Regions from separate parts of the Homo sapiens genome. Here all the other regions are linked to region 7. A link is a contact called in ENCODE Hi-C or POLR2A ChIA-PET data. All regions are on one chromosome and are shown on one strand. Each heading gives the region's core, a stretch centred on a gene start or an enhancer-like site at or near the end of the contact. The rest is flanking DNA. Distances are from core to core; before and after follow the strand shown. Region 1 holds the start of RPL28 (ribosomal protein L28). Region 2 holds the start of ZNF581 (zinc finger protein 581). Region 3 holds the start of ISOC2 (isochorismatase domain containing 2). Region 4 holds the start of PPP2R1A (protein phosphatase 2 scaffold subunit Aalpha). Region 5 holds the start of EPN1 (epsin 1). Region 6 holds the start of ZNF613 (zinc finger protein 613). Region 7 holds the start of MYADM (myeloid associated differentiation marker).

Region 1 (4,243 bases), core at 310-2,809, 1.5 Mb before region 7:
CCATGTATTCGGCAATCCAAGAGGTGAAAGCTTTCAGGACTCCCCAGAACGGGGTCCCCAAGTGCCAAGCAATTGGCTGCTCCCTGGACTACGTGTCCCTGAGACAGGAGGATCACTAGCCAACAGACTGCGTTTGTTGCTGCCACTGAGTAAAAGGACCCTTGGCTCTGAGGCAGTTCCAATCAAGGACCTGAGAAAAACTCACTCTAAAAAGAAAATACAGCCCTGTCAAGAACACATGTGAAGCTGGACTCCTCCATTAGAGACCCCCGACTCACACGAACATTCAGGGAATCCCCAAAAAGGCCTGCACCTGACAGCACAATGTATGGAGTGGGGTCCCCAAGACCTCTTCTCTAACCTACACAGGCAAAATGGGAATCAAATGGCTGCAACCAACCCAGCCTGTCCCCTCCTAAGTGTGGTAGCGAGGGCCCCTCCCCTGTTGTGCCTCAATCTTCCCACCTGTGGGATGAAACCATCCATCCCCACCCTGACTTGCTTTGAGAATTTCATCTGAAAACATCAACCCCGTGCCTTAACTCTCAACAACCACCGAGGAAGTTCAGGTCCTTTTTCATTTCTCCACTTTACAGGTGAGGACACGGGCTCAGACGCGCGCGGCTCACAGAGCTGACAAGTCGGCCGAGAGGGAAGCCGGTACCCAGACCAACACCCTGGCGCCAGGGATGCCCGCCGCGATGGCAGTTACCGCTCTTCCTGCCTGACAGTAAAAAATCACAGCTCCCAGACCCGGGAAAGGGGCCGCTCTCTGGCCCAAACCAGACAAAACTCACCGGATCTCCGCTTAATGACCACCACGACACCTTTGCCGTCGGCTGCCGGCTCCACGCCCACAGTCTTGCGGTGAATCAGTCCGTTGTAGCGGAAGGAATTGCGGGCCTTCAAGTTATTGGGCTCCTGGGAAGGAGGCGGCACAAGGCATCGTGAATAAGGGACCCGGAGACATGCGAAGGTCCCGCCCTCTGACCCAGAGTCAAGAGACTCAGGACCCTCCTCCCGCAGGAGCCACGCATCCGGGCCCCACTTACAGTGCTGTAGGTCTGCTTATTCCTCTTGATCAGGAAACTGGAGCAGTTCCGCACGACCATCCATTGCAGATGCGCAGACATGGCGGCGGCTGCGGGGAAACGGGCACAGGGAAAGCGTCAGACACAGAGAACTAAAGCAGCGTTAGGCCACGGGCCACGCTCGGACAGCAGAGGAAGAGAGCGACTGGGAACTTGGGTGAATGGGAGACCCCTGAGGGCAGACAGCGACCTAGAACTCTTGTCAGGCGGGACTGAGTGACCTAAGGCGGCGGGACCGAATTCAGGCAGCCGAGACTAGCTGCGGCGAATGAGAGTGAGGGGAAAATAACTTGAAAATTCACAACGACTTCACGGGGAGGGGTTGGGGTCCGCCAATGACCCTTGAGGCGCAAGGGGAGAAGGCAGGCAGAGGACTGAGAGGGAGTGCGCGGCGGGCCGGAGATGGCGACCACGCGAGGAAGACGAACGCTCACCTCCCTTCGCAGCGGCGACCTGAGACGGAAAGAGGAAGGCGAGGGGCGAGGCGACGCCTTTAATACCGTACACGCATTTCCGCTTCCTCTCCGGGCGGGCACGACAGGAGTTGTCGGTCCCCACCTCCGAGGCGGCTCGATGATGTTCGGCTGCTTCCGCCGAAAATTCGCTCAACGCTCGGGAATATTCGGAACTCTTCGGTTAGAGGGCCGAGAGCGTATTCCGGGAACCGTTCGGAAGTTTTCGAAACTCTACCGCTGGATTTCCGAGTGGCTCCAATTCGAGAGGTCCTGGGACCCATACCTCAGCGTTATCTCTCCAGTATTGCTCACCCAGCACTTGTCACTGTGATTGGCATATGATGGGCGCTCAACAAACATTTGTTTTATGAATGAACTGGTGAATGCGTGAACTATATAAGCCTAGCCCCGGCACCTTTGGATATTTCCGGTCTTCGTAAGCCCTCGCGGTGATGGCCAATGAGGGCGCCGAGGCCCGCTCGGGTATTTTCGGAACCCTCCGGAAACGCTCTTGGGAGAGGTGTGTATGTTCGGAAATACTCCGTCTTCATTCGGAATCCCTCGGCTAATCCTGGCAGCCCTCTTGCAGTTCGCCCTCCCCAGGGTTTTCTTGAAATAAAACTCTTAAACTGTTTAAGCCTGGGGAGAACCTACACGGAAACTTCTCGCTGACTGCCACCCCAGGGGAGCGCGGATGCCCTCTAAGGGAGAATTGTTTGGAGGGAGGGAGATTTGCATGTGGCTTCTCTTGGCTCCCTTTAGGATTCTATAGATTTGCCGGTCCTCTTCCCTGCCCTCCACCTGTGCCTCCAGCCTATGGTGTGCCTGTCACACCCCATCAGCTCCCTGGGAGGTTATGATCCGTTGTCAGGGCCACCCTAAGGGGGCAGGAGCCTTGCCTGATATTTCTCTGTGTCCTCGGCCTCACCCACGCGGCATGGTGCTGGGGAGGCCTCAGAGACTCCTACTGAACAAAAGGAATGAGGGTGCCTGTGTCACCTCCCCAGGGCTCCTTAACTTGCGGTTACACCCGGGCACTCCTTGGGGCAGGGGCTTCGTCTGGTCCATAGGACTATCCTCCATAGGACAGTCGGGGTTCGCCCAGCTTCCTCCACGGGTGCGCTCTGGACCTGATGGGTCTCGTCCGTCCTTGTGCCCGTGGCTTCATTCGCTGAACACAGGAGACCCCAGAAGACACGCGCTGAGTGAAGGAAACTCAGCTTCCGCGGAACCCGGAGCTTCCCCTCTTAGATCACCCCGACTACTGGTTCTCGCGTCCCAGAGCTCCTTGGTGTCTAAAGGCCTTGTCTGATCTGCACTGTCTGATCTGCACAGGCTTCGGGAGGCGGACACTGAGCAGAAACAACGCCACGCCCGGCTCCGAGTGTCCCATGCTGCCACCACTAAAATGCCCTGATTTTTGGCCATATGTGACCTCCCTGGGTGGCACGGGCCCTAGGCACCCGTGGCTGTGCGCCTGGCTACCACCAGCTCAGGCCTCTGAGCAATAGCCCCTGCACGGAAACCACGACCAGGGTAACCCCGGCCGCGCCGGTTCGCGCCCAGCCCGGTTCAGGTGACCAGGCGGGAGCTTGGCACACCTGGCGCCGTCCCCTGACCCCGCCCCGGACCGGGCCGCACCCCGGAACGCTCTCTCTGGGCGCCAGCGGCGGCGGTGCAGGGCCATGGCGGCGGCGCCAGCGGTGTGCGCCTCGCAGGGGAGCCCGCCGGGTGCACCGTCCGCGCCGGCGGCCGCGCCAGCACCCGCGGCCGGCCTGGGCCGCTGCCGGATGGCGCTGCTGCTGGCCGTGGCGCTGGATGTGGCGGGCATGGCGGCGCTGCTGACCGGCGTGTTCGCGCAGCTGCAGGTGCGCGGCCGCGACTTCGGGGACCTGCTCATCTACTCGGGCGCGCTGCTGGTGTTCCTGAGCCTGCTGGGCTGGATCCTCTGGTACACCGGCAACATCGAGATCTCGCGCCAGGAGCTGGAGCGCGACTACGGCCTGCGGCCCTCGGCGCTCGCCCGCCTGGCGCGCAAGCTCTCCCGCCGCTGGTCGGCGCCCGCCGCCGCGGGCCAGCGCCCCGCGCCCGGCTCCCGGAGAGCGCGCCGAGCCGCCCGCGCGCCCCCGCCGCCCGCCGCCGGCTCCCGCCGCGTGCGCCTGCAGCTCGCCACGCTCGAGGCCGGGCCCGGGGCGGCGGGCGCGGGCAGCGAGTGAGGCCCAGGTGAGGGGCGGGCGGGGCAGGGCGGGGAGACGGAGGGACCGAGGGAGGGACGGGAATGGAGACAGACGGGGGAGCGATGGACAGATGGAGACAGAGAGCGGCCATGGGGAGGTAGAGTCCCAGGGCGGGGTGGAGACAGGGACGGGAAGGCTCTGGCGGAGAACCGCAGACACAGCAAGCACAGGTGCATACGTGGGGGAGGCTGTGAGACCCTGCCCCTGGAGATGGGAAGTGTGGGGGTCGAGTCACACAGTTAGGCCCCCCGCACGGGGAGAGCCCCAGCTTCCAGGTACACCAGGCCCCATTTTTTGTTTTGTTTTGTTTTGTTGTCGTTTGGGGTTGTTTTGAGACAGGATCTCTCACTGTCACCCAGGCTGGAGTGCAGTGGCGTGATCTCAGCTCACAGCAGCCTCGACCTCCTAGGCTCAAGCAGTCCTCCCACCTGAGCCTCCCAAGTAGCTGAGAATACATGTG
Region 2 (4,193 bases), core at 492-2,991, 1.8 Mb before region 7:
CCATTCTGTGTAGGGGCTCATTCCCATCTCAGCTCCAGAACACGGAGGACCTGAAGATTACTCACGGATTCCTCCTTCAGGCAGGGCTCTGCCTTTGAGATGCGGCTGCTCTGTGTCTGTGTCCAGGGCCCTGAACACCAGCCTCAGGCTCTCACCAGGTGTCTGGACAGGAGTCCAGGCTCCCTGCAAAGTCCTGTGGTACCTGGGGCACCCGGCAGCCCGGCTCATGGATGCTTCCACCGCGTGTGTTTCTGCAGTGTGTTCTGCTCCATAAAGCGGCGAGGGCAGTGTGGACACTGAAACGGGCGTTCCCCAGAGTGCACCCGGCTGTGCTGGGCCAGCTCACCCGCATCCCGGAAGCGGCGAGGGCAGAGCGGGCAGCCGTGGGGCCGCCCACCACCCGCCAGGTGAATGGAATGGTGCCGTGCCAAGTGGCTGGCGCGCTTGAATGCCTTCCCACAGATGTCACACTCGAAGGGCTTTACCTCCGAGTGGGTGATGCTGTGTCGCTGAAGGTAGGACATGTACTCGAAGACCCTTGAGCACACGGGGCAGCTGTAGCACTTTTTCTGGCCTGGAGCCCCACTGGCCCCTGGCTCCCTCTGTGACTCCTCGTCCACCAGCACTGTGTAGGGGACACCCTGAGTGTCAATAAGCAGGTAGTGGTTGGGCCTTGGAGGAGATGAAGCCTGGGGAGATCCGATGGAGGAGGAAGGTCCAGGTTCTGGGGAGCGGCAAGTCCGACGGGGAGGGCCCTCCATGGTCTCAACGGAGGAAAATGCCAGAGGCTGAGGGCAGGGGGATGGCAGCACCAGCATCCGGAGGGCTGGCTGAGGCCTGGTGGATGGGAGATGGGATAAGAAGGTTATATAGAAGAGGGCAGCTCAGCACCACAGGCTCCATCCTTTTCCCTCCCTATACCCGGCCCAGGACCTCTGCATCCTGCTGCCCCTCAGTCCCTCTTTTCCAGTCCCGCTCACAGCTGGAGTCTGTGGCCCCCTAAAAGGTCCCCAGGGTCTTCCTCCTTGGAAAACCTCTCCTAGCCTCGGTGCTCCACCATACACTGTACTCACAGGATCTCTTGACCTCCTCTGCACAACCTGGACCTCGCTCTAACCTTCCTCTTTGTGCCCTCCCAGGTCACTGGGTGCCCCACCCCGCAGGCCTCCAGGCCTCTCCCTCCCCTCCTTCTAGCCCTTTCCAGGGTCTGCGTGTTGGCCTATGCTACATACTCAAGCCTTTCCTGACCCCCTCCATACAAGCCAAGCCTATTCACAGGGGCTCCGACGTTAGGACCCCCAGGTTCCGGCCCTCTCTCCAGCCACGTGTCTGAACAACTCCGTGCTCCCACCCGTCCACCCACCTCAGGTTCTCTCTAGTCCTCGCCCGGCCTCCACCAGGCTCGTTCTAGGTCCCAGCGCTCTCCGGGGTTCCACCCCCGGGGCCGCAGCCCTCGCTTTCTGGGCCTTTCTGTGTAAGTTCTCGCCCCCTCCAAGCTCCAGAACAGCCCCCTCCGGCGTCTGCCCCACTCCCGCCCCGGCCCAGGTACCCTCCACGCGGTCCAGCCCCTCCCGCCGCCCGCCCCCAGCCCCCTTCCTCCTCCCGGCCCCCGTACCCAGTGCAGCAGCCTCTCAGGTCCGGGCGACTCCAAGCGGCCCCGGGCTACCCTCGCAGTTGCAGGCGGCGGCGAGAAGGGGACCTCTGGGTGTGCCCCAGGAACTGGCGGCGCCGGCCGAAAGAGAGAAGCCGAAGGGAGAGAAGAGGGTCTAGGGAAGGAAGGTTGGGGCGGGGCGCCCGGGCCGTCGCGAAACGGCTCCGGCCAGAAACACACACCGAGAGGAAAGTACCCAAGCGAGGAAGATCCGGTCTCCACCCCCCAGCACCCAACGTGCACGCACACGCAAGGAAGAGCCTGAAAATGGAGTGCGGAATGTTTATTGAGCAAAGGGTCGGGGGCGTGGGCGGAAGGGGGGTAGATACAGAAATGAACCAGACCGTGCCCGTGCTCTTTATCATCTCTTCCCCGCAGACAACCACCGGTTCACCGCTCCAGAGAGCAGAAAACCAAGGTTTAGAGAGGTCATGTCACTTGCACAGGCTCACACAGCACAGCTGGACTGGAACCCAGTTCCGACTGGTTCCCAGGCCCAGGGAGGGGCAACGACTTTGGTCTACATCACACAGCTAGAAAGGGGGTAAGGAAGGAATGATGCTCCTCCCTTTGGAAGGTGGGGAAACTGAGGCCCAGGGTAAGGCAGTAACCTCAGCAGAGCCAGGGGGTGTGTGTGGGAGTGAGTGACGCTGTGTGGGTCAGACTTGGTGGCCCTGAGACGGGCAGGGCAGCACAGGCCGGGTCTCGAGCTTAGTGGAGGCGCACGTGCTGCGCCAGCTCCGCGGCGTCCTGGAAGCGGCGTGGGCAGAGCGGGCAGGTGTGCGGCGGCCCGGCGCGGGCGCGGTGCGTGGCGCGATGCCGCGACAGGTGGCTGGAGCGCTTGAAGGCCTTGCCGCAGGCGCCGCACGTGAAGGGCTTGAGGTCCGAGTGCGACACGCGGTGGCTCTGCAGCCGCAGAGGGCTGGCAAAGACACGGGCGCACTCCGGGCAGCTGTAGCCCTTGCGAGGGCCGGGCTCTCCTGGGGGCGCCTCGCGCTGGGGCGGGCCCCGGGGCTCCTCCTCCAGCTGCACCGTGTATGTGTAGGGGACCCCATTGGCGTCGATGAGGAGGTGGCGGCCCAGCCGCGGGGGTCGGGGCCCCGCCGCCGAGGAAGGAGTGGAGGAGGGGCCTTCCGCCTTGGGGAAAGGGGGAGCCTTGGGGGGCGGTGGGTCCATGGCCTCCGGAGAGGAGGACCGAGGGTGGGGTGGCCGCGGCGGCAGCAGCAGCATCTGGAGCGGCAGCTGGGAGCGGCGGAGGGGAGATTAGTTAAAATTGCCACTTCCTTTTAGGAAAAGTTTCCTAAAATGGAAAGCATCCCCACTATCACTGCTTGTTACCCTTTGTGCGCCACTGACTACCTCCCTAGCAAAATAAAAACTGTGACTCCAGCCCGGCTCTCCCACGTTCCATCAAGCTGCCTCGGAGAGGGCCTCCAACTGAGCTCTGCAAAACCCCGCCACCACCTGCCACTCCTCCTGGGTCCACCTCTCACCACTCAGGTCAGGTCTGAGGACGTAGTCCCCCGACTTTTCTTCCCTTTTCTCCTCTCAACCCACCCCAGCAGACAATCAATCCCTAAATCTGTTTACCTCTTTACATCTTAGACCCCGGGCCTCCTGACCGCCGAGATTTCTCTAATCTGTGGTTTCTTCTTTTTTCCTGTTGCCCAGCCCCAGTTCAGTTTACTTCCCCTCCCTTTGCCGCCCCCTACCCCCCCACCGGCCCCCGTATCGGCCTCCTGGCCCTCCGTCCCCACTACATGCCGCAGGGCCTCCCCATCTTCATATTCCGTGGCCTCCCTCACTTCCTCTCTAGGTACCTCCCCAGAGCCCCACTAACCCAATTCCCCACATTTCACTAGGGCTTTTCCATCCTGTTCCTACACTTAGCACCTCGAAGTCTAGTCACCTCTCCCCACTACGGAACCCATCGTCTTACTACATCTATACACCCCAAAATGGCTCAAATGCCTTCCTTCTGTATACCCCGCCCCCCCAACCTGGCTACCTGCTACATTCTCCCCAAAGGCCCCCTTTTCTCTCGCCCCCCATATATGGCGGTGACATCGTTACTTCTTTCTGTACCCATCAGGGGCCTTCTCCCAAACCCCGTTATGCACACCAGGCTCCGGGACTCCGCTTCCCACAGCACCTCTCCCAAGCCCACTTTCCCCTCCTTTCTGTGTACGTCTGGCATCTCTCTTTCTCCTCGTGTTCACCTCTTCCAGGAGCCCCATCCCTCTCCCTGTTACACACAGCGTGGTCCCCCGCCCGTTCTTTTGCTCTGCTCCCCTTGTTTATGGGAACCCCAGCGCCCGGGCGTTTTCGCCCCCATCCCGCTACACACCGCCTGTCCCCTGGCCCTGGGGCCCCTCCTATTGCCTTCACTTCCCCAAGGAGCCCTGGCGCCTCGACTTCCCCTCCCGTCCCTCCGCCCGATCCTGCCGCTCCCGACCCCCACCCCCATCCCGGGTGGCTCCAGCGCACTCCCCCAGCCTGCCTGGCCCCGGCGTCGTCCCAGGGCCAGGCTCCTCCCTCCATC
Region 3 (4,017 bases), core at 1,345-3,844, 1.6 Mb before region 7:
GTGCCTACTGTGTGCCAGGCCAGTTAGCAAAGCAGATAAAGTTCCTTGCTGTCGTGGAGGTTGTGTTTTCATGGGGGTGGCGGACGGTCAGGAATCACCAAAATAAATAACTAGCACGGTGTGATGCGACCACATAGGTGACCCTTGCAAATATGCTGGCCGGGGGTGGTGGCTCAAGCCTGCAATCCCAGCACCTTGAAAGGCCGAGGCAGGAGGATCGCTTGAGTTCAGGCGTTAGAGACCAGCCTGCTCACATCTGTCTTTACAGGCAGTTCACCAAGATTGAGGCTGCCACCCAGCGCCTGGCCCTCTCCATCCTGTCCCAGGAGGCACCTCCCCAGAGACCCTCGCTCCAAAAGCCACCCCCACCGCCTCCATCCCCCTTCCTGGGAGTGGCCTGTGCTGTGGCCCCCACTGAGGCTCCCCATGCCAGCGCCAGCCTGAGTCTCGCTGCCCTGGACACCTCTACCCTCGACCTCTTTGACAACATTGCGCTCACCCCAGAGTGTGCCTCAATGCCATGGGACCCCTCCTCTGGTTCTGATGCTCCCCTGCCAGCGCCGGGTCTGTCCCATCGCGACCTGGGCCAGCTGGACCTGAGGCAGGTCCCACATTTCTGCGGCCCCCTGCCCCTTCCCCAGCATGCCCTGGGGGAAGAGGCTGATCTCGTGGCTCCCGACTGGGGTTGGGTGGACTGCTGGGAGGTGCCTCGTGCCTGGGATTCTCAGGGGATCCCCGAGGGTTGGGGGACCAGCTCCCCATGAGGCCAATCACAACCCAGCCCAGAACCCAGGACAAGCCAGAGGCCCCTCCACGACGGCTCTACAGCCCTCTCCAGGAGCCCCCAACCTGTCCACTCCCTTCCTGGCAGCCCCTGGGAAAATAAACCAACCCAGACCCCCACTTCAGACCACTGCCTCAGGGGTCTCCTCCTGGGCCCAGGGGCCCCACCTCCACCTCTTCTTGCTTTCCTGCCTTCCCCCTTCCTTCTGCCTAGCCCCATCTGGGCATCCACCCCTCACTCTCACCCAGGCTCACCTCTGCCTAATGTCTGCTCTCCTGTCATTTATTCCCAAAGATGTATCGAGCGCCTACTATGGGCCAGGCCCAGGTCTAGGACTTGAGGATTCAGCTGTGAACGAGGCAGACGGGACCCCTGCCTCAGGGAGCTCCCTGTTCTGTGTGCATGTGTGTGTTTTGGCGGGGAACAGACAATAAAAGAGTATATCCATGCATTTTTCAAAAAGCAAGATTCATTTCCAATTCAGATTGGAGTTAGTGCTGAAAAGAAAATAAAACACAAGGCCGGGTGCGGCGGCTCACACCTGTAATCGCAGCACTCTGGGAGGCCAAGGCAGGCGGATCACTTGAGCCCAGGAGTTCAAAACCAGCCTGGGCAACAGAGTGAGACCTCCATCTTTACAAAAAAATTAAAAAATTAGTCAGGTGTGGTGGCGCATACCTGTGGTCCCAGCTACTCAGGAGGCTGAGGTGGGAGGATCGCTTGAGCCCGGGAGGTTGAGGCTGCAGCAAGCTGTGATCGTACCATGGTACTCCAGCCTGGGTGATAGAGCAATTTTTTTCTTTTTTTTGATGTTTCAAAAAAATTAAAAACAGCGACCTGATGGAAGGGCTACCTGACACCAGGTGGTCAGGAAAGGCTTTGAAAGCCTGGAAGGTTGGGCCATGGGGAGTCCTAGGATTCCAGGCTGAGGCAGCACACGTGCAAAGGCCCTGCGGTGGGACATTGAGGGAAGAGCAAGAGGAGACCCCTGTGGCTGGAGCGGAGTGAGCAGGGGGAGTGGTGAGAGGCGAGGTCTGCACGGACCAGGAAGGCCGACCATGAATTGGGAGGAGTTTGGATTTATTCCAAGACAGATAGGAAATTCTCTCTTTCTCTCAACCTCCATTTCCAAGCACAGAGTCTAAATTATTCTAAACACCACCCGAGGAGGCAGGTGCTGTACAGATGGGGAAACTGAGGCAGCACAGAGCGCAAAGGACAGGGGGGCGTCAAATTCCTCACTTGATCGCTCCCTCAGCCAGCCCCTTCCTGGAAAGTGCTTGGGTATCTTTGTAAGCCTCCGTTTCTTGAGAGAGGGCCAGGTTTCGAACCGCAGACATGCCTCTACTCTAGGTAAGACCCCTCTCTCTCTCTCCCGGCCTCGGCGGTCTGCTCTGTGCAATGGGGCCGGCCGAGACGCCCTCTCTCCAGCCAGAGTCTGAGCCTTCGGAGACCACCGCGCGACTCCGCCCCGTCGGCCGCCACTCACGCCCTCTACGGCTCTCCATTGGCAGAACGACCTGCTGCCCCGCCCCCACGGCGCCTTTGCGAGCTAATCATTTTCTTGAGACTGACAGCCTTGCCGGCACCGCCCCCCCTGGGGCGGGAGCAAAGCAGCTGCATATGCGGATTGGTTGAGAGGCAGGGGGCGGGGTGAGTTGGTGAGCGCCGATTGCGGGCAGAGGCAGTGGCACATGCGGATTGGCCGGAGAGAGCGGCGAGGCAGAGCATGATGAGTGTCGATTGGACGGCTGGGCCCAAGTGGGCGGAAAACGGACGGTGCAGGGGGTGGGCCACGTGTCCAGCCCTAACGAAACGGTAACCAGCCCTGGGAAGCCCGCAAGAGGCCTCAGCGGTGGCCGTCCGAGAGCCGAGAGGTGAGGGTGCCCCCGCCTCACCTGCAGAGGGGCCGTTCCGGGCTCGAACCCGGCACCTTCCGGGTAAGTCCTCTCTCGCTGCTGGCGCTATTTGGAGACCGACCTTACCGCCTAGCAGATGGGGAAACTGAGGCTCTGCCTGGGCGTCCCGGGCCAAGGTCACAGGACCAGAAGGAGGACTCCACCTGGCCCCGCCAGAATTGGCTGGCCAGAGATTGGAAGCGTCCCCGGGTCGCGCCTGCCGCCTCTGTAACAGCGCTGGGGGGTGGGCAGGTTTAATCCCCATTTCTCCGACGAGAAAACTGAGGCTAAGACAAAGAGAAACTTGCCCAAGGTCACACAGCCAGGAAGTCCGGGCTCCAAGGCCGGGTTTCCGAGACCGGGTGGGGAAATCAACGGCCCTACCCCGCCCCCTGTTGCCGCCCACCTCCAGCCACGCCCCCTTTGGCCTTGGGTACCCTCCACCCAGGCTGAATCTCTCCTCGTTCCGCAGGACACGCCCAACCCTCTCCAGCCCAGACCTCCCCTTCACATCTCTCTCTCTCACACACCCACCCTCACCCCAATTTTTCATCTCCCAAAAACCAGTTCCCCTCCCCGGGATCCCCTATGAATCTTCAGATCATGCCCCTCGCTCGACCAGAAACTGGGGGCCTTTCTCCCCGACTTTCCCCACCGTCCCAGCTGCCCCTTCCTGACTCTCCCCTGTCCCACTGGGCCCCAGCGCCGACCTCCTGCTCTCTGGCCTTTTGCCTCCAGTTCAACCGCACGGCGGGGGCCTGAAGCCATCTTTGTATTTTGCATTTTGAACACTTTTTCTGGAATAATACCACAAACGCAGAAAATCGAACGGTTTGCAAATACACAGCTTAAATAAATATTTATAAAGGGAGCACCCTGGTGTAAACAAGTATCCAAAGAAAAAAGTCAAACATGCGCCACATCCCAGGATCTCCCGCCGTCGTCGTTTCCATCACTGTGGTCCAAGGGCAGTCACTGTCCTGGCTTCTGACGCCATAGATCAGTTTTGCCGGGTTTTGGCTTTATGCCAACCCTTTATTGTATATAGTATTGACTAGACAACTTGTTGCACATTGTCCAGAATTCAGAAGAAACAGAATAGGACCCAGTGAAAAGGCTCCTACAGACTTCCCCGGTGCCTGGTTCACCCGCCTGAGTCTCCCGTTTCTTGCTTGTTTGCCAGAGATAGCAGATATAGATATAGGCAACACAGACACATTTTCCTCTCCCTTTTTTCTTTGGCACAAAAAGGAGCATTCCATACACACTGTTCTGCTTCTTTTTCACTTCTCTCAAACATGTTTTCGTATTGTTACTTAAAGAGCTTCCTCGTAA
Region 4 (3,960 bases), core at 415-2,914, 1.7 Mb after region 7:
ATACAACCGCCCTATGAACTAGGTAATTAACCCCATTAAAGAGAAGAGGAAACAGGCCTAGAGAGATTAACTAACTTGCCCTTGTCAATCAGTAACAAGTGGAAGGGCCGGGAATACAACCACAACCTGTATGCCACCAGAAACAGTGATATACCAGGAACCTAGGAGGCGAGACCCACGTTTGGCAGGTTACCCAGTGCACCTTGTCCAATTTTATAAATGGGAAAACAGACCTAAAGGGAGGATGGGACCTCTTTAATCACCACTCCCAATAATTACAGCTAATATTTATCGAGCCCTTACAACAGGCCTGACACCATTCTACTTTTTATTTGTGTCATAATTCGTTCAGTCCCTCACAAGTCCCTCCAGCAAGACCAGGACTACAATTAGCCCATATTTTATGGAACACAGAGACCCAAAGCGGTGAAGTAATTTGCACAAGGTCACACAGCAGGTGGGAGGTGGACTTGCAGTTCTAACTGTTCTCAATCCCACACCAGCCCGGCTCAGAGCCTTGGGTCACCTCATCCCATAACCAGGAATGTTCATCCGGGCTGGGCGCGGTGGCTCACGCCTGTAATTCCAACACTTTGGGAGGCCGAGGCGGGTGGATCGCTTGAGGTCAAGAGTTCCCGACCAAGCCTGGCCAACATGGTGAAACCCCGTCTCTGCTAAAAATACAAAAATTAGTCGGGCGTGGTGGCTCGCGCCGGTAATCGCAGCTAATTAGGGAGCTGAGGGGCGAGGATGGTTTGAACCCGGTATGCAGAGGTTGCACTGAGCCGAGATCGCGCCACTGCTCCCCAGCCCCAGCCTGGGCGACACAGAGACTGTCTCAAAAAAAAGAAATAAATAAATGTTCATCTGCTTAGCAAATCCCTCAACCCCTATCCTGGTCAATGGGAGGATCCGGGGAGATGGGGAGGCGGGTTTCTACAACCTAATTCGCTCCTAAACTTGGCTAGTCCCCACCTTTGGTGGGGGGGTGTTTTTGCGTCCCCGTCCTCTTAGGACACCTAAACCAAAATGAGAGGCGGAGGAAGAGCAGGAATTAGGATGGCAGGCCTTCGCCTCTCGGTCCCCACTTGGCCCAGCAGTCGAAACCCAGAAAACAAAAAAACCTTCCCAGGTCCCGACCCACCCGGCGGCCCTCCCCTACTTGGAGCAAGTCATGCGCGCCCCACATCCCCAAGAGGCCATTCAGAGGCCGCCGCCAATCACGGAGTCCTCCTCTCTCCCAGACCCAGTCCGCAGACCCCAGCCCTGGCCACAACCTCCCAGGACCGCGGACCGCCGCGCGCACAGGGCAGGCCCGGGACCCTCGAGGCTAGCGCTGGCCCCCGCCCTCCACTGGGCCGACACCCAATCGGGAGCGCCGTCTCAAGGAGTCCGGGCAACCGGGGAGATAAGAGACGCACGCTGATTGGCCGTCGCCCCCTTCCGCCACTCCCAGCGAACGCTGAGTCTTCTCCGCGAGGGCCGCCCGTGCCCCCAGGTACCCCTCCGCGTCTTCCCCAAGTCCCCCGTAGCCTCCGGACCTGAACGTCCTCATTGCGGAGTTCGTCTATGAGCACCGCGATGGGGTACAGCGAGTCGTCGCCGTCGGCCGCCGCCATCTTGGCTCCGTCCCTTTCCTGTCAGACTGCGGCCAGCGCTGTGCTGAAACGTGGGGGGGGCAATGCTGGGAGAAGAAGGAAGGGCGGGCGTGGGGGCGCCCGAGCCAGTTTACAGGGGCTGCTCCACGGCCATTGGCCGCGCTACCCAGGGCTAAGCTCGCGTTTCTTTGGTCCGGACTTGTGAAGTCCCGCCCACTTCCGATTTGCCATTGGTCGAGTGAACAAGATTTGACTAGTTTGAGCCTAGGAGAGGGGGAAGAAAGCGGAAGTTAGCCGTGTCCTAGCGACCAAGATTGTACCCGCCCTGGTCGCTGCTAACAACGACCGAGACGAGCAGTAGTTTCTAGCCAATGAGGGGCGACATGGGGAGGAGGCTAAGCCTGCCCTTTCTTGAGTCCCCGGGAAGGCTTCTGCGCGTGCGTCGGTGGTAATACGTGACGTCCTGTGGGGAGCTGGAGGGTGTGCAGGTTTTGGGTTACCAGGCCGTGGTTCCGCTGGCTGGCTGGCTGGCTCTCCGCGCCGTTGCGCGGCAGGAGGAGGGAGTGAGACTTTGATTTGTGCTTGATTTATGCCAAGGCCCAGAGAAGGGAGCGACTTGCCCTTCTCTCTTTTTTCTTTTTCTTTCTTTTTTTTTTTTTTTTTTTTTTACTTTTTTAAAGACAGGGTCTCGCTCTGTTGCCCAGACTGTAGTGCAGTGGCAGGATCTTGGCTCACTGCCGCCTGGACCTCCCCGAGCTCAAATGATCCTCTCGCCTCAGCCTGCAGAAATAGCTGGGACTATCGGCGCGCGCCGCTAGGCCCGGCCAATTTTTAAAAAAATGTTTGTGGAGACCGAGTCTCACTGTGTTGAGCTCAGTTGCCTTGCTGTTTGGATGAAACCCAAGCCCCTCGGGCTGGTATTCAATACCCTGTCTAGGCGCGTCTCCCATCTGTTTTTTACCTTTTATCTGATGTCCTGGAGAATTACAGCTGCCTGAGCACTTCTTGCGTTTTCATGCCAGCAAGCCTCCTTGCCCAAGCTGTGCGTTCTGCTAGGGGTGCCTTTCATATTCACTTCTGAGATCTCTGCATAAATGCCTCCCCTTTACTCCCTTTCCTCTCTGTCTTCAGGCTCTGTTCTCTAGGCTTCCAGAGCCACAGAACCCCTCTCTCTGTCTCTCCAGTCCCATCTATCTCTCTGTCTCTCCAATCCCATCTCTCTCTCTCTCTCTCTCCAATCCAATCTCTCTCTCTGTCTCTCAATCCCAGAGCCTGGGCTGTGACTATGTATTCGAATTTGTTTCCTCCATAGAGTGGGAGCAGGATTGGATCTGACTAATCTCTGTTTTTAACCTCTTCAACACAGCCCTACCCCCCCACCGCAATCTTAGGACCACTCTAACTGAGGGAGTTGAATGGGGATGGGAAGGCCTGGGATGCTCTTTCCTCCTTTATTCTGCTACTTGAAGGGCTAGGCTGAGCTAGCACTCTGACAGATCTGAATACCCACAGCATCTATTTCTTTTTTCTTCTTTTTCTTTTTCTTTTTTTTTTTTTGAGACGGAGTCTCGCTCTGTTGCCCAGGCTAGAATGCAGGGGCCCGATCTCGGCATACTACAGCCTCTGTCTCCTGGGTTCAAACAATTATCCTGTCTCAGCCTCCAGAGTACCTGGGATTACAGGCGCCTACCACAACGCCCGGTTAATTTTTGTATTTTTAGTAGAGACGGGGTTTCACCACTTTGGGCCAGGCTGGTCTCAAACTCCTGACCTCAGGGTGATCTGCCTGCCTTGGCTTCCCAAAGTGCTGGGATTACAGGTGTGAGCCACCGCACCCGGCCTTTTTTTTGAGGCGGAGTTTCGCTCTTGTTGCCCCGGCTGAAGTGCAGTGGCTCAATCTCTGCTCACTGCAACCTCCACCTCTCGGGTTCAAGCGATTCTTCTGCCTCAGCCTCCGGAGTAGCTGGAATTTACAGGCATGAGCCACCACGCCCGGCTAATTTTGTATTTTTAGTAGAGACGGGGTTTCACCGTGTTGGCTGTCTTTGGTCTCGAACTCCTGACCTCAGGTGATCCGCCCACTTGGACTTCCCAGAGCGCTGGGATTACAGGTGTGAGCCACCGTGCCCGGCCCAGCATCTATTTCAAATACCCTTACCCACTGCAGTTAGGAAACTGCTGCTCATAAAAGTGGGGATGGGGTTGAATATTTCAGTCCCAGCCCTCCCTATTCCCAGGACTCCTCTCAGCCCCAAGGTCTCTGAGGCTAGGGATCTTTTTAGCTATGCGTGCCTGTCTTGGTGTCAGGCTGCTTGGGATGTTGGGCTGGTGGCCTTTGAAGTGCTTAGGGCCTAGGAATTTT
Region 5 (4,197 bases), core at 1,454-3,953, 1.8 Mb before region 7:
GTGGCTTTTCCCAGCAAAGAAGCTGGCCCAGAAAAACCATTCAGTAAACCATGCAAGGAGGAAGTGGAGAGGGAGGGCAGGAAAGACCTCTGGAACAAGGGCAGAGGGGGCAGGAATCCACAGCAGAAACAAGGACACATGGGAAAGAAGGCTGATGAAGGGATTAAAGACAGAGGCAGGAGCAGGGAACCAACCCAGGGCGGCAGGAAGAACCGGGGAAGCCAGAAGACCAGACGTCCCAAGGATAGCGGAAGCCCAAGGCTCAGGAGAGATAAGGAACCTAACAGCCCCACTGCCTGGGTCCCTGCTGTGTGCCAGGTGCTCGCTCAGCACAAGAGGGACATTACCTTTTTCAACACTGCATGCAAAGACTGGGCTCCTGGAAGTTAAATAATTCAACCAAGGTCACACACCAGGAATGGCAGGGCAGACTCAACCCGAGGCCCACCTGAACTCCAAAACTCATACTTTTAAATTAACCTAAATTAAATTAACCCATCCCGAGACTGGTGACGAGAAACAAGAGAGTCAAGCAAATGATGATGACACCAGCAGACACTCGCACTGCTCTTATCCCATGCCAGGCACTGTTTTAAGTGCTTTACATGTATTAACTCAGTTAATCCTTGAAACAACCCCATGATTCATAGCCACCTCACAGGGTGGAAACTGAGACACAGAGGTTCAGCCCCTTGCCCAGGGACACACACCTTACTCCTGGAGCAGCCTGGTTCCAGAGCCAGCTCTGATCACCCATCTATGCGGCTCCAAGAAGCCACAGAGGGAGATTTTCAAAGCCCCGCCATGATGTAAGCCCAGGGGAGATAGGGATGACGGAGAGAGGCTGGCCTCTGCTTCCACCTCAGGCCAGAAAGCCAGGCACCTGAAGACAGATGTAGCTAGTTAAAAAGTAACTCTCTGGAGTCCCAAAACAGCCCCAGCCTAATACATTAAGATGAAGAGATGATGTAACAAATGCAGAGAAGGGGACTGAGAAGAAATAGAAGACAGTTCTGACAGAAAGAGACACATAGAAACCTGGGCAGAGGGAGCTAGGCAGAGACACAATGAGAAAAACACAGGCAGCAGCAGATACAAGAACATGGGAAGACAGGGAGGCAGGAGGCCAAGGAAGAAAGAGGCCCAGAAACAAAAAGAGACCTGGCGCTGAGAAATAAGAGATAAGAAAAATGGAATCTAATGGCAAAGAATATAAAATGTGGGTTCAAATCCTGGCCACATCAGCTACCTGCAGCGCACACCTCCTTGAGACACAGTTTGCTCAACTCTGAAATGAAAGAATTCCTACCTGGTAGGCCTGTTGATTAAATAAGATGGGTACATGCAGTGCTTGGCTCTGTGCCCCACAGATAGTAGGCGCTCAATAACACTGGCTGCTATTATTATCAGAGAAAAAACAGAGAACATTTCCAAAAGGGTGGCGGCAGAAAAGGCACTATCTTAATACTCTGTACTTATTTGGCGTGCATTAGAAAAAATTACCCAACTAGCACATCAAAGCTGAGATTTCTCAGATACTGCTTAGAATGAGACTGTATTTCAAATTAAATTGATTCAAAGAGAATTCTTACATTAAAAAGAATACAAAGGATATGGCAAAGTTCTCCAAGGAGTACTCCAATAACCGACCGATATCTAACACTTACTGTGTAAAAATCTCTAAGCACTGTAATAATAAAAACCAGAGCTCCCAGTAATTACACACTTGCTATGTGTCAGATACCGTCAGGCACTTTACAAGCATCACCTCAACTTACATGCACAAGGACCCTATGATGTAGGAACTACGAATGCCTACGAACTATGGATTTCCTACGACTAGGAAACTGAGGTTTTGACACAGAGACTATCACCTGGCAATTACACAGCTTAGCAGGCAGCCGGGCTTCTGAATCCAAGGCTGGGGCTCTTCACCATCACACCAGAGACTCAGAAAACTGGGGAAAAGGGGCAGATTCTAGATCAAGTTAACAGACTCCTGGAAAGAAACTTCAGGATTGGAGGTGATAGGTATGGGGGCAAAACTCAGATGCGAAGACGGGGCGGGGGTAAGATTTGCACCATAGGCAGAAAAGCCCGCAGGGAAGGGCTAGAGACACCTAGGGAAAAGAAGACTCGGAAACTCAACGAGACACGAACAAATCCTGACAGACACAGACACGACAGACAGAGGAGAGAGAGACCCGGGACAGACACACAAACACACTCCTATCTCCAAACCCTTTTCTAAGTTCACTGAAACAGGCACAGGCAGAGGCCCACAGGAAACAGACGCTGACAGACACACAGACACGAGAGAGACAGACACAGACAACCGACACGGGGGCAGTCAAGGCCGACACAGGAGCAGAGACACAAAGGCCGCCAGAGACACCCAGAACTGGCCAGACGCGAGCCCGCGCGCGCCGCGGCCCAGGCCCGAACACCCGGAGCAGGCGGGCCAGCGTCCCCCGCGCTCCGCCCCGCGCTCACCTCGGCCCCCTCACGCCGGGCTCTGGGGGGTCATGGCGGTCAGCCCCCTGCCCCGCTCGGCCTCGGTGTCGCGGGACGTGCGCCGGGCCACGGGCGCACGCACGAACGCAAGGAGGGCCGCACGCCGACGGCTCCGCCGCCCCGCCGCCCAGAAGGGGCGCGGAGAGCCGGGCGGGGGAGGGGAGCCGCCGAGGAGACGGGAAGCAACAGAAGGAGGCGACGGACCGGAAGCGGAAATTGCCGCGCTCCCCGCCCTCCCGTGCCGCACCCCGCCCTGGCAGGAGTCGCTTCCGCAGCCAAGCCAACCTGGAAGGCATCACTTCCGGCGCGCTGGGCCCCGTTGCTAGGCGCCTCTACGTCACTTCCGCCCGCTGCAGCGGGGGATCCGCGCGGTGCTCACGGAACGCCGAGAGTCAGCTCCAGCTCGCTTGGCGGCAACCGCGGAGCTCCTGGCACACCCACGCCACGCCCGCCCCGGCCCGCTCGGCCACCATCCCTCCTGTCGGCGGGGTGGGAGAGCACTCGGGAACCTCACGTCCCCCGGGGCTGTGCCTGTGCCGACCCCGAGAAGGGCACCGCGCAAGCAGGGAAGGCCTCGAGGCTGCCGGCGCCGGCAGCAGGGGCGTCCCAGCCAGGGGCCCGCAGTTTGCCAAGGGAACCCCCACCCGAGCCCAGAACCGAGGAAGAGGGTCGGACATACTGGACACACAGCCGCTCCATAAAGTAAAATACAACAAAATGTTTAATGAGCAAATTCGTCTTAGCAAATATGAAACTGCCACAGAGAGTAGGAGAGGGGCAGGGGCCACGGGGCTGGGCGCAGGTCGGGGGAGACTAAAGAGGAAAAATCAACTACGTAAGAAACCCAGGAGGGGACCAGAGAGGACCAGAGGCCGAAGGAACAGAGCTGTGGTCCTGGTAAGGGAGAGGGCAGGGCACTGAGGGCCGGACAACAAAATTCAAAATAGTTTGGCCATAAAATATAAACACGCTATGTTCCTACCGTGGGGAAGGGGAGAAGAAAGGGGTCTATGGGAGAAGGAGAGGCTGTTTTGGGAGGGGCTGGGGTCCTACCCCGCCCTGCTGTGCACCCTGTCCCCATCCCAACCCCTTCCCTCTGTGTCTGTGTGGGTGCGTGTTGTCTGTGTGGGCTGTGTGCGCACTTCCCCAGTCCCCTCCCTGCCCTAACCCCCCAACCCCCCAACCCCCGCCCCCCACCCTTAATTGCTGCCATTCCAGTTGCTGCCGGCTGTCGTGTGTCTGCGGCTGTCACTCCTCTGCCCATCGTCTTCAGAGGGGGATAAGGGGGGGGCGGGAGTGGGGAGAAGCCCCCAGCCAGCCCTGCCCCCACCCTCCCCCAGCCGCCTCTACCAGAAGTCCCGGCGGTGATAAGAGTCGGGGTCACAGTATTTTGTGACAACCACTCTGTTGGCGAACTTGCGGCCCGTCAGGCCCTGCATGGCTTTCTGGCAGTCAAACACAGAGGTGAACTCCACAAAGATCTGTGGGGAAAGGAGAGGCAGGTTTGTGAACAAGGCTCACGCCCAACAGCCAGTCAGCGTCCACCCAACCCCAGCACTGAAGGCAGGAAGGGACAGGGAGGAGGGGGCTTCGCCACAGGTGTCAGAAAGGGACCCTTAGTAAGCAGGTTTGGTGGAGTTCACCCAAATATTCTCCAGGATCAAAAAACAAGAGCATAAACAC
Region 6 (3,909 bases), core at 864-3,363, 1.9 Mb after region 7:
TATGTTTGAAAGTTTTTGTAACCTGGAGAACAGGGAAGTTTGTTCAGTAAGGTGACCAAAAACAATGTAAATATTTTCTAAACTAATTGCTCTTCTATGTAAGAGTAAATTAGAAGAGAACAGAAAGGTCAAAATTAAAAACACACCATTTACAATTGCAAAAAAATTAAAAACTAAGGTGCTGATGAGGGTCAGGGAGAAACATGTTTGGGTAAACATAGAATTGTAACCCATTCTTAAAAGTGATAAGTGAACTTTTTAAGTCTTAAAATTCTATCTAAATATATCCATACACTTAGTGATTCAAGTCACAGTGGTGCAGTTTTGCCTCTTGATGGTATACTATTACAGAAATCTTAAAAAAAAATTTTTAAACAAAAACATGGATGATATGTTTACTATAAGAACGTTCATAATGTAAAATTAAATACGGCAAATTATACCAATGTTTCAGCAGCTTATCTGCATTGTGAAAATCAAGCATAGAAAACTGAAATTGAAATATACAAAAATCTTATCAAAAGTCATTACTGGGGAACACATTTTGGGATAAGAGAGATGTTTTACTTGTGTCAGAACCTGAAAGAAAATATTTACGTGTGTGTATACACACATTCACACAGTAAACCTGAGGAAGAAGAACGAAAATCTTTAATAGAAACCTTATCATTTTCTTCGTTTTGTTTTTTCCTTTTTCTTTTCTCCTTTTCTTTTCTTTTTTTTTTTTTTTTGAGGCAGGGTCTCACTCTGTTGCCCAGGCTGGAGTGCAGTGCTCAATCATAGTTCACTGCAGCCTAGAACTCCCGGGGTCACGTGATCGTCCCACCTCAGCCTCCCGAGTAGCTGAGACTACAGGCGTGTGTTACCACACCCAGTTAATATTTGTATTTTTTGGAGAGACAGGCTATGTTGTTCAGGCTGATCTCCAACTTCTAGGCTCGAGCAATTCGCCCACTTTGGCCTCCCAAATGCTGGGAATATAGGCGTGAGCCACCGCGCCAGGCCACCTTACCATTTTAGATTTGATTAATCTTTGATCTTCCCCAAAGCTTTCCTATTTACCAGGATGAGAGAAAGGAGAGATGTGAGAAGTCAAATGAGATTTGTAAACCAGTCCTTGCAGAGAAACTTAAAAGGGACTGAGAGGGAATGTACCGTTGGACCTGAACACACACACCAATCAGGATGCCCTGGCTGCCAAGGCTTCAGCCTTCACAAGCTTCTCCACGACTGTCACATCTAGACCTCCCTAACATGGTCACACCCCCTTAGATTAATCCAAAAACCTGGACCACACACCTAGGTTCACATGAACCCGGGCTCCTCCTCACTGAGTCGCATATTAAATCCTGATTACAGCCTGGAGCGAAGGCTCACGCCCGTAATCCCAGCACTTTGGGAGGCCAAGGTGAGAGGATCGTTTGAGGCCAGGAGTTGGAGACCAGCCTGGGCAACATAGTGAGACCCCCGTCTCTGCAATAAACAGATAGATTAGATAGATAAATTAGATAGATAGATAGATAGATAGATAGATTAGATTAGACAGATTAGATAGATAGATAGATAGATAGATAGCGTGGTGGCGCTCACCTGTAGTCCCAGCTACTCGGGAAAGCTGAGGTGGGAAAATCACCTGAGCCCCGGGAGATGGAGGCTGCAGTGAGCCACGATTGCGCCACTGCACTCAAGCCTGTGTGACAGAGCGAGACCCTGTCTCAAAAATAAAAAATAAAACCCCGAATCCGAAGCAGACACAGTTTTCCTTGACAAAAACCACTCCTCACTCCAGTCCTCAATCACCGAGCCCTACAGAGTGACCCGCAAAGGCACCAAACCCTGATCACGGACTTCCAAGTGTTGCTCTGGACAGACTCTGACCACCGACCACTGGGATCCCTCAGGGCTGACTCCGGAGACGCCCCAACCCCAATACCCCGACTCCCACTTGCTCCCGCTTCCCCCACAAACTCCACGGCTCCGCACTAAACGGACGCCCACAGACACCCTCCTCCCCTCATCCTGACAGACAGACCCACACACAGACCTGATTTTGCGGGGAACCCACCGAGACTTCCCAGAACCTGCACTTTCCTGAATTATTCCACTTCTGGGCCCTCCCCCAGCCTCCAAGCCGGCCTACGGCGGCCGAGGAAGGTCTGAAGTTGCAGGTGTACGGAGCACGGACGACTGGGAGGTAGTAAGTTCGCGTCCTCTCGTCACGGATACTGGAGGCAGCCATCTTTGAATCCTGCACGTACGGAAGGTAAAGTGGACCTTTTCTGCCCAAGTATTCAGGGATAGCGCGGGACGGTGAAGAACTCCATATTTTGGCACCTAAATCCTGCGCCCAAGTTTCATTTATTTTCAGAGGGTCGAGCTTAGCCAAGACAAACATGGTATGGCTACGTGCACCTTAGCGGGCTGGGGAGAAAAGTCATCCGCTTTGCACAAAGAATGACGGGAATGACACAATGGGCGCGGCCATCTTAACACTTAGGTGTCCGTACAAGTGAAAACGCTTTCTCCACAGAGGAAAAAGAGCAATCGCACCCTGAGTCATATACCGCGAAAACGCATCTAGCTACATGTGGAGGACAAGAGGAAGATTTTTGAGGACCAAAAGGGTGTGGAGAGGCAATCGAGGTACGAGGATATTGTTCACCCCGTCAACGGAAAGTGAAAAAACAGCGACCCCTGGAACCTCATTTACATTTGAGGGACACGGTCACCGCCCAGTGCAGGTAAAGAGAGCAGCCACCAGCCAACCGGAAAAGGAATCCAATGCGGGAGGCGGGAATTTTCCTTAAGAGAGAAGAAGGGCCTTCCCTCTGCTGTAGGTGGAGTCAATCTTAACGTCGGGGCTTTCGGAGAACCAAGTGCCTAAAATTCTGGAAGGAATAAATAAGGCGACTCTGGGAGAATGAAAAGTTGTGCAAGCCCGGGCGCGATGGCGCACACGTGTAGTCCCAGCTACTGGGGAGACCAAGGCAGGAAGATCGCTTGAGCCCAGGAGTTCCAGGCTGCAGTGAGCTATGATCGCACCTATCAATAGCCACTGCACTACACAGCCTTGGCAACCCCTTCATGAGGAAAAAAAGAAAAAAGAAAAAAAAAAGTTGTGCAAGAAAAGTAATCATAGGATACTACCTGACTGACCTATAAATATTATTTACATAGTCATCATAACGTAAATTCTAATTCTGATCCAACCTAAATTAAGACAATTCCATTGGAAGAATGAGAAGGAAATTCCTGCATGCAGTGGAGTGTTTATATTTATAACAGAGTTTTCACGTGTCCTTCATGATACATCTATAGAAAATGCCCCAAAATGCAAACTCCATTTCAGAAACATACCGTGTTACTTAAAATATCAAATCTGTGAAGAGTGAAAAGCTTTACAGAACTATATGACTCCTTAGGAGAATTGCAAAATAAAAGCAAGAATCTTATGACTCAGGAATTCCACTCCTAGATACTTATACAACAGTAATGAAATGATATGTCCTCACAAAGACTCACAAGAATGTTCTTAGCACCTTTATGCATAATACCCTGAACAGGAAACAGTCCAAGTGTCCATCAGTACATGAATGTATAAGCAAATTGCAGTGTAATCATACCCTGGAATACTACTGAACAATAATAAAAAACAAATCATAGATGCATGCACCAACATAGATAAATCTCAACAACCTTATGAAGGGGGCCAGCCTCTCCACACCTGTGGGTATTTCTCATCTGGTGGGATGAGAGACTGAGAAAAGAAATAAGACACACTGACAAAGTATAGAGAAAGAACAGTGGGCCCAGGGGACCAGCACTCAGCATACGAAGGACTCCTGCCAGCACTGGTCTCTGAGTTTCCTCAGTATTCATTGATCACTATCTCTACCATCTCGGTGAGGG
Region 7 (3,557 bases), core at 1,050-3,549:
CCTCCCTCGGACCCAGGAGCCCAGGCCCCCAGCCCCTCCTTCCTCGGACCCAGGAGTCCAGACCCCAGCCCCTCCTTCCTCGGACCCAGGAGTCCAGACCCCAGCCCCTCCTCCCTCGGACCCCGGAGTCCAGACCCCCAGCCCCTCCTCCCTCGGACCCAGGAGCCCAGGCCCCCAGCCCCTCCTCCCTCGGACCCAGGAGCCCAGGCCCCCAGGCCCCCAGCCCCTCCTCCCTCGGACCGAGGAGCCCAGGCCCCCAGCCCCTCCTCCCTCGGACCCCGGAGTCCAGGCCCCCAGCCCCTCCTCCCTCGGACCCCGGAGTCCAGGCCCGCTGCCTACTCACCAGCGGTCTTAGCAGAGGAATCCACGGAGAAAGATCTGGTGGTGGAGACGGATTAAGCCACACTTGGAACAGGCTGTAAGAGCACCTGAGGGGGAGGTAGGCCGTTAGCGTCCGTTTGGACAGGCTCCTCCCTCTAGGGATCGAACGCCCTGCGGAGACAGGAACGTGGCGTGGAACCCAGCAGGGCCCTGGCGGTGACCCCGGGTAAGCCCCGCCCCCTCCCCTCCCCGTTCAGTTAACTGTTTGGGCTGCGGCGGACGGAACCCAGCGAAAGTGCACGCCCCGCGGGCCGGCGTGGGCGCGTGTGTGATCTTAACCCCGCGGGGGCGGGGGTGCGGGCGGCAGTGGCGGGAGAACCCTGGGCGGCGGCTGTGGAGGCGGGCGGCCCAGCCAGAGCCGGTGTCTCCGCGCCTTATAAGGGCTTCGAGTCGGCCCAGGCATCTGGAATGTGTCAGGGACCAGGAGGCGGTGCCCGGACCCCCGCCCGCCTCCGGGGCTGCCCGCCCTCTCCCGGATTTCCGGGGGGTGGGGACCCCGACTCTCAGGGTTGGAGGCCTGCATTTCTGGATCCCTATAAACATGGGCTGAGAGCCCCCCCAAGAGCATCTCTAAGACCGGAGTGGGCAGGGACCCGGGCCTCTGAGGGGCTCAGGCTCCAGGCCGGAAACTGCACGCGGTGCTGGCGTCAGGCCCGAGGCCCAGCTACGCCTCCCACGGCCTCCCTAATCGCCATTCGGGGCTTGCGGGAGCACCTGGGAGGCTCCACCCGGAGCCAGACACTGCCTGCCCCCACGCCCCTCCAGGACCCTCGAAGGAGAAGGAAATCGGGACTGGCCCAGCGTCCCGTGCTCTAGAAGGCGGGCTACTGCCCCGTCCCAAGCAGGGGAGGAGGACGAGCGAGGGCGTCACTCATTCTGTCCCCCGCGGAAGGTGGGCTAGCCGCGGAGGGGGGCGCGCAGGGGAGGGGGGCGCGCCGAGGGGAGGGGAGGGGAGGGGTCCACCCCGCCCTTAGGGCCTCCAGCCATCGCCCGAGATCAGAGCTCAGGAATGCGCAGCCAGACCCTGGAGGGTGAGGAAACACCCCTCCGGGATTCCTCGCAGCGCACCCGACTCTCCGGGCCACACCCAGCCCCTCAGTGTCCTCCCTCGTCCACTCCAGACGCCACACCCATCGCTCACGCTGAGAATCGGGCCCCGGAACCCCAGCTTCGGCTCTCGGCACCCAGAGGTGCGGGACGCAGCCCTGTCTTCTCCTCCTTTCCCAGCTCCTTCTGCACTTCGGAAGCACGGGGCTGGATCTTAACACCCCCCTCCCTCGGCCTTTCAGGAGCCCAAAGTTCCGATTCTGTCTGTCCCCTGGATGGGGAGGGGTCAGTAATTCTGAATTCCTTCCATTCTCATTCCCAAACCCAGGACACCTAACCCTAAGCGCTTCCCCTCCTAAAGGACCTCCACGTACCAGATTCCAGCCTCCAACTAGGGCACCTACGAGTCCCCATCTCTCTACTCCCGCAGACCCAGCCCCTCCTCCCTCAGACTCAGGAGTCCAGGCCCAGCTCCTCCTCCCTCAGACCCAGGAGTCCAGGCCCTCAGCCCCTCCTCCCTCGGACCCAGGAGTCCAGACCCCCCAGCCCCTCCTGCCTCGGACCCGGGAGTCCAGACCCCCAGCCCCTCCTCCCTCAGACCCCGGAGTCCAGGTCCCCTTCCCCACTCTTCCAGACGTATGACCTCCACAGTCCAGGTCCTCAGCCCTCTCCTCTGCAGAACCCCAAGAATCCTGGCCCAGCCCCAGTCTTTCTAGGGACCCAGACATTCTGAGACCCAGCCCATTCCTCTCTCTGGCCATAAAGACCCTAGACTGTTGCTTATGCCCTCTGGGGTCCCCACAACCTCACCTCAGGCAGCCAGTGGCGACTGCGGCTGAAGCAAAGACGACAGCGGCAGCTGGAAGGGTCTGAGGGCTGGGTGGGGTTGGAGGGCTGGGGAGCCAGCGCGGGCGGGACGGGGGCGGGGCCGGGGCGGGGCGCAGCTCCGGCTAGGGCGGTGGACAGGGACTTCCCCGAGTCTGGGCTATCCCAGCCCCGCCCCGAGGCGGGGCCAAGAGCAGACCACGCCCCCCAGAGTAAAAGTAGCGTGGAGCTCCCGCCCCACCCCAGTGAGCAGGGTGGAGGGCTGAGGTCACGGTTGCCGTGGTGACAAAACAGGAAGACACAACAGCTGGCGGCGTGGAGACTCCTGGGGGCTGCCCTCCTCGACACAGCCCTAGAGGAGTCTCCCGGGTAGGCCAGGGAAGACCGTTACCATAGAAACCCCGCATGTTTAGGGTTTGTTTAGTGCAGAGCCCCCCAGCTCAGGTCCCCGCCCCCGTCTCACCTCACTCCTTTCTTCCGCTCCCTTCCTACCCCCTCCTTCCTGGTCTGTTCCGCCCCCACCCCTTCCTTGCCGGATGAAACCTTAGACACCTGGGTCGCAGCGGATTGGGGGACCAGGCCCCTCAGTTCAATGGGGGGGCTAGGATCTCTGTCTCTTGGAGCCCTGAGGGAGAGCAGAATTGAGAGCAGTATTCCTGGGCTTTAGGTGGTTCTGGGCTACGATCCCTGACTGATGGGTCTCCCCAAGAAACAGAGGCTAGATTCCTGTATTTAAGGACTTGAAGGGGCGGCAAAATGCTCCCCTAGTACCCACTGGCACCGGGCGCCGCAGGGTAAGGGACTCGGGCTGGACGCAGGTCTCAGATATCACAGTGGATAGGGGTGGGGTGTGTTGGGGGCAAAATTCCTGGGAGCTAGCGCGGTAGCAGTTGGGGGCCCGGATTCCTGGGCTCCACAGGATGCCTAGGCTGAGGCCCAGATTCTTGGCTCAAAAGAACAATCAGGCCTGGGCGCGGTGGCTCACGCCTGTAATCCCAGCATTTCGGGAGGCTGAGGAGGGAGGATCCCTTGAGCCCAGGAGTTCGAGACCAGCCTGGGCAACATAAGGAGACTCTGCTCTATTAAAAATAAATCATCATGATCATCATAATAGAACCATTAAAGCTCAGACTCGGGTTTTCCGAGCAGGTGTTGCAAGCCTAGCCGCCTGGGTCTGGAAGGCAGCGATATTTTTGGCCTACATTCCTGACTCCTGGATGGAGGGAGGGACTCAGAATTTTAATGAGGATGGGGCTGGGGCTGGGGCTTGGGGCTCTGGATTCACGGATCCTGCAAGAGGGGAA

The links. Hi-C counts contacts between places; a loop is a spot of excess contacts on that map. ChIA-PET counts read pairs that join two places held with the same protein, here RNA polymerase II (POLR2A). Pooled maps may share reads with other maps.
Region 1: a map of sigmoid colon shows a loop between it and region 7 (8-fold over the local background). The contact joins the promoter of RPL28 here to the promoter of MYADM in region 7. A Hi-C loop is called at or near these places in 2 of 168 maps with a recorded cell type or tissue (naive thymus-derived CD4-positive, alpha-beta T cell and sigmoid colon), 2 of 37 single-sample maps with no recorded cell type and 14 of 50 pooled maps.
Region 2: a loop to region 7 is called in a pooled map, with 10 times the contacts of the local background. The contact joins the promoter of ZNF581 here to the promoter of MYADM in region 7. A Hi-C loop is called at or near these places in 1 of 168 maps with a recorded cell type or tissue (naive thymus-derived CD4-positive, alpha-beta T cell), 5 of 37 single-sample maps with no recorded cell type and 15 of 50 pooled maps. POLR2A ChIA-PET finds 5 or more read pairs at or near these places in 3 of 52 experiments (BJ, IMR-90 and activated T-cell).
Region 3: a pooled map shows a loop between it and region 7 (23-fold over the local background). The contact joins the promoter of ISOC2 here to the promoter of MYADM in region 7. A Hi-C loop is called at or near these places in 2 of 37 single-sample maps with no recorded cell type and 12 of 50 pooled maps.
Region 4: a loop to region 7 is called in a map of naive thymus-derived CD4-positive, alpha-beta T cell, with 8 times the contacts of the local background. The contact joins the promoter of PPP2R1A here to the promoter of MYADM in region 7. A Hi-C loop is called at or near these places in 2 of 168 maps with a recorded cell type or tissue (B cell and naive thymus-derived CD4-positive, alpha-beta T cell), 5 of 37 single-sample maps with no recorded cell type and 12 of 50 pooled maps. POLR2A ChIA-PET finds 5 or more read pairs at or near these places in 3 of 52 experiments (A549, BJ and CD4-positive, alpha-beta T cell).
Region 5: a loop to region 7 is called in a pooled map, with 11 times the contacts of the local background. The contact joins the promoter of EPN1 here to the promoter of MYADM in region 7. A Hi-C loop is called at or near these places in 3 of 37 single-sample maps with no recorded cell type and 8 of 50 pooled maps.
Region 6: a map of ascending aorta shows a loop between it and region 7 (4-fold over the local background). The contact joins the promoter of ZNF613 here to the promoter of MYADM in region 7. A Hi-C loop is called at or near these places in 1 of 168 maps with a recorded cell type or tissue (ascending aorta), 1 of 37 single-sample maps with no recorded cell type and 8 of 50 pooled maps.

Annotation. Positions count from the first base shown.
Region 1 is chr19:55,383,248-55,387,490 of GRCh38, reverse strand. RPL28 (ribosomal protein L28) reads right to left here and starts at 1,559. Exons shown (of 5, transcript NM_000991.5): 1 at 1,526-1,559; 2 at 1,053-1,141; 3 at 798-921. The coding sequence starts at 1,133. It overlaps TMEM238 (transmembrane protein 238), which reads left to right and starts at 3,199. Exons shown (of 2, transcript NM_001190764.2): 1 at 3,199-3,769. The coding sequence starts at 3,232. The coding sequence ends at 3,762. RefSeq lists enhancers at 2,514-2,583, 2,614-2,683, 2,637-3,599 and silencers at 2,974-3,313, 3,604-3,693.
Region 2 is chr19:55,641,197-55,645,389 of GRCh38, reverse strand. ZNF581 (zinc finger protein 581) reads right to left here and starts at 1,741. Exons shown (of 2, transcript NM_016535.4): 1 at 1,616-1,741; 2 at 1-837. The coding sequence starts at 818. The coding sequence ends at 225. It overlaps ZNF580 (zinc finger protein 580), which reads right to left. Exons shown (of 2, transcript NM_207115.2): 2 at 1,920-2,893. The coding sequence starts at 2,881. The coding sequence ends at 2,363. RefSeq lists enhancers at 49-98, 109-158, 1-807, 1,709-1,928 and silencers at 339-448, 1,539-1,588, 2,533-2,827, 2,359-2,828, 4,019-4,193.
Region 3 is chr19:55,460,219-55,464,235 of GRCh38, reverse strand. ISOC2 (isochorismatase domain containing 2) reads left to right here and starts at 2,594. Exons shown (of 6, transcript NM_001136201.2): 1 at 2,594-2,724. C19orf85 (chromosome 19 open reading frame 85) reads left to right here. Exons shown (of 2, transcript NM_001386794.1): 2 at 269-1,235. The coding sequence ends at 764. RefSeq lists an enhancer at 487-1,209.
Region 4 is chr19:52,187,756-52,191,715 of GRCh38, reverse strand. It overlaps PPP2R1A (protein phosphatase 2 scaffold subunit Aalpha), which reads right to left and starts at 1,664. Exons shown (of 15, transcript NM_014225.6): 1 at 1,542-1,664. The coding sequence starts at 1,619. RefSeq lists enhancers at 1,449-1,688, 1,139-2,106, 2,019-2,238, 2,249-2,298, 2,329-2,458 and 1 more.
Region 5 is chr19:55,673,732-55,677,928 of GRCh38, reverse strand. EPN1 (epsin 1) reads right to left here and starts at 2,703. Exons shown (of 11, transcript NM_001130072.2): 1 at 2,494-2,703. It overlaps U2AF2 (U2 small nuclear RNA auxiliary factor 2), which reads right to left. Exons shown (of 12, transcript NM_007279.3): 12 at 3,213-3,995. The coding sequence ends at 3,861. RefSeq lists an enhancer at 1-10 and silencers at 1-226, 2,422-2,751, 2,922-3,141.
Region 6 is chr19:51,925,676-51,929,584 of GRCh38, reverse strand. It overlaps ZNF613 (zinc finger protein 613), which reads right to left and starts at 2,113. Exons shown (of 6, transcript NM_001031721.4): 1 at 2,045-2,113. RefSeq lists enhancers at 2,175-2,474, 2,330-3,093.
Region 7 is chr19:53,866,625-53,870,181 of GRCh38, reverse strand. MYADM (myeloid associated differentiation marker) reads right to left here and starts at 2,299. Exons shown (of 3, transcript NM_138373.5): 1 at 2,239-2,299; 2 at 344-428. It overlaps MYADM-AS1 (MYADM antisense RNA 1), which reads left to right and starts at 1,075. Exons shown (of 3, transcript NR_184033.1): 1 at 1,075-1,273. RefSeq lists enhancers at 1-495, 496-1,409, 2,519-3,494 and a silencer at 684-743.